Regions from separate parts of the Homo sapiens genome. Here regions 1 and 2 are each linked to region 3. Evidence: chromatin loops called from intact Hi-C (ENCODE). Cell type or tissue: gastrocnemius medialis. All regions are shown on one strand.

The links. Peaks named below come from ENCODE experiments on the same cell type or tissue, not always from the same donor. Only the 100,000 strongest peaks of a DNase experiment are listed, where the experiment ranks them.
Region 1: it touches region 3 in a loop (5-fold over the local background); 10 of 110 quality-filtered maps call a loop at or near these places.
Region 2: a loop joins it to region 3, with 2.7 times the contacts of the local background. A loop is called at or near these places in 4 of 110 quality-filtered maps.

The regions. Positions count from the first base shown.
Region 1 is chr1:107,951,117-107,953,616 of GRCh38, reverse strand. All of the region lies in intron 1 of VAV3 (vav guanine nucleotide exchange factor 3), which reads left to right. Among named protein-coding and RNA genes, the nearest start is that of VAV3-AS1, 12 kb to the left of the region's middle. In gastrocnemius medialis, no CTCF peak of the experiment used is centred here; no DNase peak of the experiment used is centred here; H3K27ac peaks cover 474 bases.
Region 2 is chr1:107,990,857-107,993,356 of GRCh38, reverse strand. The region is part of intron 1 of VAV3-AS1 (VAV3 antisense RNA 1); the gene reads right to left. Among named protein-coding and RNA genes, the nearest start is that of VAV3, 27 kb to the right of the region's middle. In gastrocnemius medialis, no CTCF peak of the experiment used is centred here; a DNase peak (open chromatin) is centred at 1,456.
Region 3 is chr1:108,049,102-108,051,601 of GRCh38, reverse strand. No RefSeq gene overlaps it. Among named protein-coding and RNA genes, the nearest start is that of LINC02785, 14 kb to the left of the region's middle. In gastrocnemius medialis, no CTCF peak of the experiment used is centred here; DNase peaks (open chromatin) are centred at 1,271 and 1,981; H3K27me3 peaks cover 273 bases.

The DNA of each region.
Region 1 (2,500 bases), 98 kb after region 3:
TGCCTCTGGCTTCTGTACTTATAGCAATAGCAGCGGATACTTACATGTGCAATAATATACTAAATAGCAACTAAAATGTTTTACACATATCAAGGCAGCATTATGGTTTCATGATCAGGGATCAGGCAGAAATGATTGAATCCCAGCTCTGGCACTTAACAACACTGACCCTGGGAAAGTTACTTTACTTATTGAATCTGTTTTCTCATCTGATAGGCAAGAAATTGTGGAATTTCTTTGCAGGATTATGGTGAGAATGAAAATATTTAAATGCCTGGTACATGGTGGGTACTTGGTAAGATTATTTCCTTCCTTCTCCCCACTGCCTCCCCAATCCTCATGTCTATGAGACAGGAAGAATAAGATCTTATCACTGCTCTACAGAGGAGGAAATGGATATGTGCCCTGGCTAAAGGGCTTTTCTCAAGGTCACACAGACAGGAAGTGGTGAAGACAGGACTTGAGTCCAACTGTCCTAATTCCAGATTCGGTGAAGTTTCCCGTTCCTGCTGCCAAATTCAGTGGATAGATGGCAAATTGCATGAGGAAATGACTGGAAAAGTGCTTTCAAAAAACAAGGCAGGCCCTAGAAATGTAAAATGAGATTGTATTATTTTGAACTGAAAGTTGTTCTATTTAAAATGAAACATCTAAAACAACGAAATTTCTGTTATTTTTTAGTCTGATTAGTTTGTGGATTATTTGCTTTTTGGTAATTTTATAGCCCCTCTACTTTCTGTTTGCTTCTGTTTTCATGGAAATTTGTGCAAGTGAAGCAATTATTTAAATCATCACATTGTCTGCTCAATGTTGGACTTTGTAGTAGATGCTGGGTATTCAAATGTGAATGAAACTCAATCCCTGACCCTGTGTTGCTTTTAGTCTATACAGTACGGGTTTTACTTCATATTTTCCCTTATAAAACAGTGGATGGGAAGGGAGCCGTTTGGGTTAGAGTGAATGGGCATGGCTAAAGTTTGGTAGGTGGGTAATGCTTTTCTGGATACATAGTTAATTTTGCTCATGTGTACATTATACCACTAATGTCACAAAATGGATTTATTTATGTGTGTGCATGGCTCAAGGTATTTCTCTCCTGTCTTTCTTTTTTTAGGTTGAATTTATGTGTGTATATATATATATATATAAAGTTTTGTTATAAGTTCGGGGCACATGTGCAGGTTTGTTACATAGGTAAACGTGTGTCATGGGGGTTTATTGTGCAGATTATTTCATCACCCAGGTATTAAGCCTAGTACCCATTAGTGATTTTTCTTGATCCTTTCCCTCTTCTCATCCTGCACTGTCTGATAGGCCCCAGTGTGTGTGGTTCCCCTCCGTGTGCCCATGTGATCTCATCATTTAGCCCTCACTTATAAGTGAGAACATGTGGCATTTGGTTTTCTGTTCCTGCGTTAGTTTGCTAAGGATAATGGCCTCCAGCGCTATCCATGTCTCTGCAAAAGACATGATCTCATTCTGCATAGTATTCCACAGTGTATATGTACCACATTTTCTGTATCCAGTCTATCACTGATGGACATTTAGGTTGATTCCATGCCTTTGCTATTGTGAATAGTGCTGTAGTGAACATATGTGTACGTGTGTCTTTATACTAGAACAGTTTATATTCCTTTGGGTGTATATCCTGCAATGGGATTGCTGGGTCAAATGGTATTTCTGTCTTTAGGTCTTTGAGGCATCACCACACTGTCTTCCACAAATGTTGAACTAATTTACACTCCCACCAACAGTGTATAAGTGTTTCTTTTTCTCCATAATCTTGTCAGCATGTTTTTTTTTTTGACTTTTTGATAATAGCCATTCTGACTGATATGAGATAGTATCTCATTATGGTTTTGATTTGCATTTCTCTGAAGATCAGTAATGTTGAGCTTTTTTTCATATGCTTGTTGACTGCATGTATGTCTTCTTTTGAGAATTGTCTACTCATGTTTTTTGCCCACTTTTTAATGGTGTTTGTGTTTTTCTTGTACATTTGTTTAAGTTCCTTATAGATGCTGGATATTAGGCCTTTGTCAGATGCATAGTTTGCAAAAATTTTCTTCCATTCTGTAGGTTGTCTCTTTACTCTGTTGAGAGTTTCTTTTGCTGTGCAGAAGCTCTTTAGTTAATTAGATCCCATTTGTCAATTTTTGCTTTTGTATTTCTCTCTATAGACATTTGTACAGGGCACAAAGGCATAGAGATAAATCATATGAAGTTCCCACTTTTAGGGGGCGAAGAGAAAATGGAGTTGATCTGGGAGTCAGGCTTTTGCAAGAATGCAGAAATAAAGTTATTGGATGTTATAAGACTGGTGCAAAAGTACATGCAGCTGGGTGAGAGAGATGAGACCAAGAAGAGGACAGAGACATGAATGGTTACTACAGAGGAAGAAGGTTTGAGAAATAAAACTGAGTAGAGAGAGAGTTATGTGAGATGAAGAATGTGCAAAGACATTGAGATCTCAGTGATGTCTCTAACAAAAATCTATTCT
Region 2 (2,500 bases), 58 kb after region 3:
CAGGAGATCGAGACCATCCCGGCTAAAACGGTGAAACCCCGTCTCTACTAAAAATACAAAAAATTAGCCGGGCGTAGTGGCGGGCGCCTGTAGTCCCAGCTACTTGGGAGGCTGAGGCAGGAGAATGGCGTGAACCCGGGAGGCGGAGCTTGCAGTGAGCCGAGATCCCGCCACTGCACTCCAGCCTGGGTGACAGAGCGAGACTCCGTCTCAAAAAAAAAAAAAAAAAAAAAAAAAAAAAAAAAAAAAAGTGTTCATTTTGTTTTTGTAGAACTCCTATTTTAGATTTCAACCTTACTCCCAGAATTCTAGAGAGAGAGCTACAGATGTGGAGTGCTTTACTTTGGTTATGGAGTTGGAATACGGTAGGAGGAGGTAAATGCAGGTGTGTCCCACTTAAAGAAGTAAAACCAATGACTAAGAATAAACTTTTGGGGGGGGCTTCTAATAATATATGCCAGACACTGTGGACATAGAGACAGTTATAAAAACTGGAGTCTTCATGATGAGGAAACATGCCCGTCTAACTCTATCAAGGTCACCTAAGATTTGCAAAGAAGTGGGTCAGGTTTGAATCCCAGCTTCCCTACTTACCAGCTCTCTGATGTGAACTTCTCCCATGTTTGTTACCTGCAAAATTAGACGACACCTGTAGAGTGCTTAGCACAAGGTCTGGGACTCGAGGTAAACAATATTTTCTTATCCACATACCAAATATAAATATTGTTATTAGATTCATATATGAAGCCACTGGAAATGAGTGCTAGAGTTCCTCCAGGGAACTTTTAAGAGTGAGCTGAGAATTCAGCACCACTAACCTGTGGACCATTTCTGAAGGGGCAGTGTGACAGCAGAACAATTTCCAAGTGGAATTTTGTTGATGTTGAAAAAGCAATTGGACGTGAACATAGAAAAAAATATTTGGAAATTTCTATATTTTAAAAATGTAGTGCAAATACCCAAAGGAAGTTTAATTTTTTTGCTGAAGTTATATTCTGACTTTAAATGAAATGAGTTAATTTTCATTGTGTCCATCATTGTACCCCTGATGCTGGAGCCAACAATGCCATGACTCGCTGGAAGCAGCTGTACAAGTGGAGGGATTGAGCCTTGTGTTGCTAACTGTTGCAACTTGTGATTTTTTTCTCTGTGAACATGGATCTCCTCTAAACATGAGTATTTTATTTTGCCATAATACTATATCTACCTAAATGTCGAATGTATTTTTTTCTCCAGCTGCATCAAAAACAATTTTCAATCTCCCCATACCCCTTTTCTTCTGGTGCTGTTCTCTGCCACTTACGCAAGGGACCAGAGCACAGATCCTAAGAGTGCCAGGAACAGGCAACAAAGTCTCAACATGTTCCTGGTGTGGGAGGAGATTCTATGGGTGAGTTGTCTGCCACATCTGGGGGAGGCCTGGATGATGAAAGATGGCAGCTGTAATGATGAGAGAGGAGCCAGCTTCTGGGAGGCAGGGGCAGGCTTCTCTCTTACTCCTTCCACCTCTATCCAAATACCATTTGTGTGAATCAGCTGCCACTTGGCTTTAAGGGACGTCACTGCCAGATGCTCCCGTTCCCCCTTCTTGAAGCAACAGCCACCGCCCTTCTGACCCCTCCACATGCAGTAGAAGTCTTCTAGGGCCACTTAATGGTCATGGGGTGCAAGCATAGCAGCAGGCTTTTTTCTTCCACAGAATGTGTACAGGAGTTTCATAGTGACAATGAAGGAATTGGAGCAGTCCCTGGTTGCGTCAGTGAGCATCTTTGCTGGCACTCTCTCTAACTTTGTTGAGCACTTCATGTGCGTGGGACTCTGTGCTAAATGCGTTATGTGCAACATCTCATTTATCCTCACAGCAACCCTGTGAAATGGCTACTGGGCATCTCTGGGCTTCGCAGCTGTGGCAAAGGGGAAAGGAATTCAAACTCCAGGTCCACTGTGCTGTATGACTTTCCCTTTATAAACAATTACTCCAGAATGGGAGGTCCTGGAAGATCCTGCTGTTTGTAGGTCTGAATATGGAGGTTGTAGAAGACCCTGAAGAGTCCTGAGATTAGGGTCTCTTCCCAGCTATTGGAAGTGTGAAAGTTGTCAAAGTAATCATCTTCATTTTTCTTTAAGTACCTCTTATCTCCCTGAATACACACATTGTTTACTGTGGCTCCCATACTGCAATGCCCTTTTCCTGAATAAGCACCACTTTCTTTTAGAGAGGCTTTCTCTGTTGGTTATTTAGGTTGACAGAGGGCAACAGCAGTGATACAGAGGAGCCTCTGAGACACCCGGATTTCCCTTAGAACTCTCCCATTCTCTCTGGGGAAACAGCCAGTGAGGACACCAGGTCAGAAATGACAGCCTCCTGCAATGGCTGAGCAAGTAGCCTTCAATTCTGGCACTTGCTGCGGCCAATACTTCCATGTCTTTCCTTGTGGCTGCGGCCGGTTGCTCCAGGGTGCTCTGCCTCATCCATCTGATATTGCCCTAAATATTTCTT
Region 3 (2,500 bases):
AGTCTCAGACTTGAACCTCAAGCTCCCTCTTGCAGAGAGAGAGGCTGTGGTCTCTGTTCATTGCTGTGAAGCAGACATTTAAGAGCAGAGTACCACTAAGTTTTTCCTTTGTTCTACTACTGGCTTGTTTCAATTTAGCCAATCATGATTCACTATTTTTCTGGCTGTTGCCACTACTGAGTTTTCTGAATAAACACAGACAACCAAATTTTAACCACATTGATAAAATACTGCTTTTTTTTTTTTAATCTGTAGGCAAAGGGCCATGGCAGTAGTCAGAGGGTTTTACATGCAGATCATGTTTATCCTTTGATCATCTGTCATTTTGTTAGAAGAAAGCATATGCCATCCTTTGCTCTGTTTTTAAAATAGATTCGGAGGAAGTGAGGAATTAATCTTAACCTTAAACACATTGAGCCCAGTATTTCCTATCCAACTGTAGAATGCACTATCTAGTTTCCTACACCTCGCCCTTGCTAAGTTTAGGTTCTTCGGGCCAGCTGTTAAGAAGGAAAAGAAGGGGGAGGGGAGCAGTGCTTTAGATGGGCAAGGCATTTCACTGACCATTATCAATCCTGGCGTATTTCCTCACTCCTCCATCCCCCATTCCCCACAGTGACAGAACCAAGCGAGACCAGAGCCAGTGACCCTTGTGATTTTTCAGACATTTGTTCCCAAAAGGGATTGGCATGAATCTCTTTCTCACTGTGTTCCACTTTGGCATTATGTGCTGTGCTATGAACACTGAAAATTAGCCCATCAACAGTGCATATCTTGACCATCTCAGTACTCTCTAGAAAAGCAAAGTCTCACCTTACTTTTTAAGTGTTGTTGCCACGAAAGGAAGCTGGGTATCATCCACTCACCTCCTCCCCACAGCAGGTAGAGCAGCAGGATGCAGGAGCAGCAGCATTTGGAGAATTTGTCTTTTAAGATTCTTCTTCATTAGATTAACACTACTCACATGACTGATTTGCAGACAATCCAGTCAACATTCTTCAACTTTTAAGGACAATTAAACATTAGCTATTGTAGATGGTGGACACTTAGAGGCTATGTGTCTTCGTCTTGACACGCTCAGTGCTGAACACCCTGACCTGGCTCATGAGGACGGTTCAATAAATGCTTCTTGAATTGAACTTGTGTTAGTATCTAAGTCCCCCTTCCCAGTGCATTTCAGTGGAGGGGTTGCTCTTGCCCTGTTTTTTTTCACCCTCTTCAGCCTGCTGCCTACTCATTTCCTATGCCTATTGCCTGGACACCGCCCTTCCTCTGCCAGAGCAGGCTTCTGCTTTCCACATAAGTACAGACAGAATCAGAGCACACTTGGCAATATCTGCATGCTGCTGGGTCCCACGACACAGAGACATGGTGAAGCCTAGTGACAATGAAATGAACAGTGTAAAGGAAGACTAACTAGGGAAAACATGTATCCAATGAAATCAACATTTACATTTTCCCTTTTTAATAAAAATTTTAAAACAAAAGGTAGGAGAGATTAATACAATGAACACTCATGTACCCATCATCCAGCTTCAACAACCATCAACATTTTTGCTAATTTGTTTTATTTATGAACTCTTCCAATTCTGTGTGTGTGTGTGAGAGAGAGAGAAACCAGTGAGACTTTGCCTTTACAGTGTCCTATATATTCCCCTATATTTAAGCAAAAATAAAATTTCATAAGGAAAAACGTTATTGTTGAGTCTTTTGTTGTGATGCCCTATTTTTAGGTCCTGGGACTACAGGTTCCAGAATGTTTCAATTAAATGCTAGTAATGCTGAAAACAGCCTTTTCCAAGGCCTCCTGTCCCCTGCATCAGTGGAGTTCAGCCACTTCCTTCTGTTTGATAGAATTCTTAGACGTGTCCCTGGTGGCTGCTGGTGGAACTCCTGCTGCTTTGTTGGTCTGCCTGCTGCTGGCACCCACACGCTGCAAGTACAAGCTTCCTTTGGTCATTTGAGACTATTGGAGCTCAAATTTTTCTTAATTGCTGTATTTTCAATGAATGTCCTTTTGTCGCAGTGCAATGACCCATTTTTTTTCAACCACAGAGCTGATGGAGCTGGGCTGCCAAGTCACATCGGGGAATGACTCAGAGAAGGGAGTAGTGGGCAGCAGCCCGCACACACTATAACTTGGGCAGTGCTCATTTTTATGGAGCACTTTCATTTGATTTTGTTCTGTTACTGATGCCATTGAGAAAGATGAGGTGATATCATCTGTTTTGATTTACATGCTCATAAAATAATGAAAAATAAAATGAAGTCCAGAAAATTACCAAACCATCTCATGAAAATTACTCCTTGACCAAATGCCATTCCATGATTCCCATGATTAAGCAACGGAATTTGAATGAATCAGAAGAGAATAAGCCTTGTTTTCATTATATACATGGGGGCATGTTTGCCCCCAGGTCCTTCCCTTGTCCTTCTTTGCAGGCTGTATTTCCCTCACTTCTCTGCCACTTAGCTTCCTGTTGGGTTCAGCTAGTGGCAA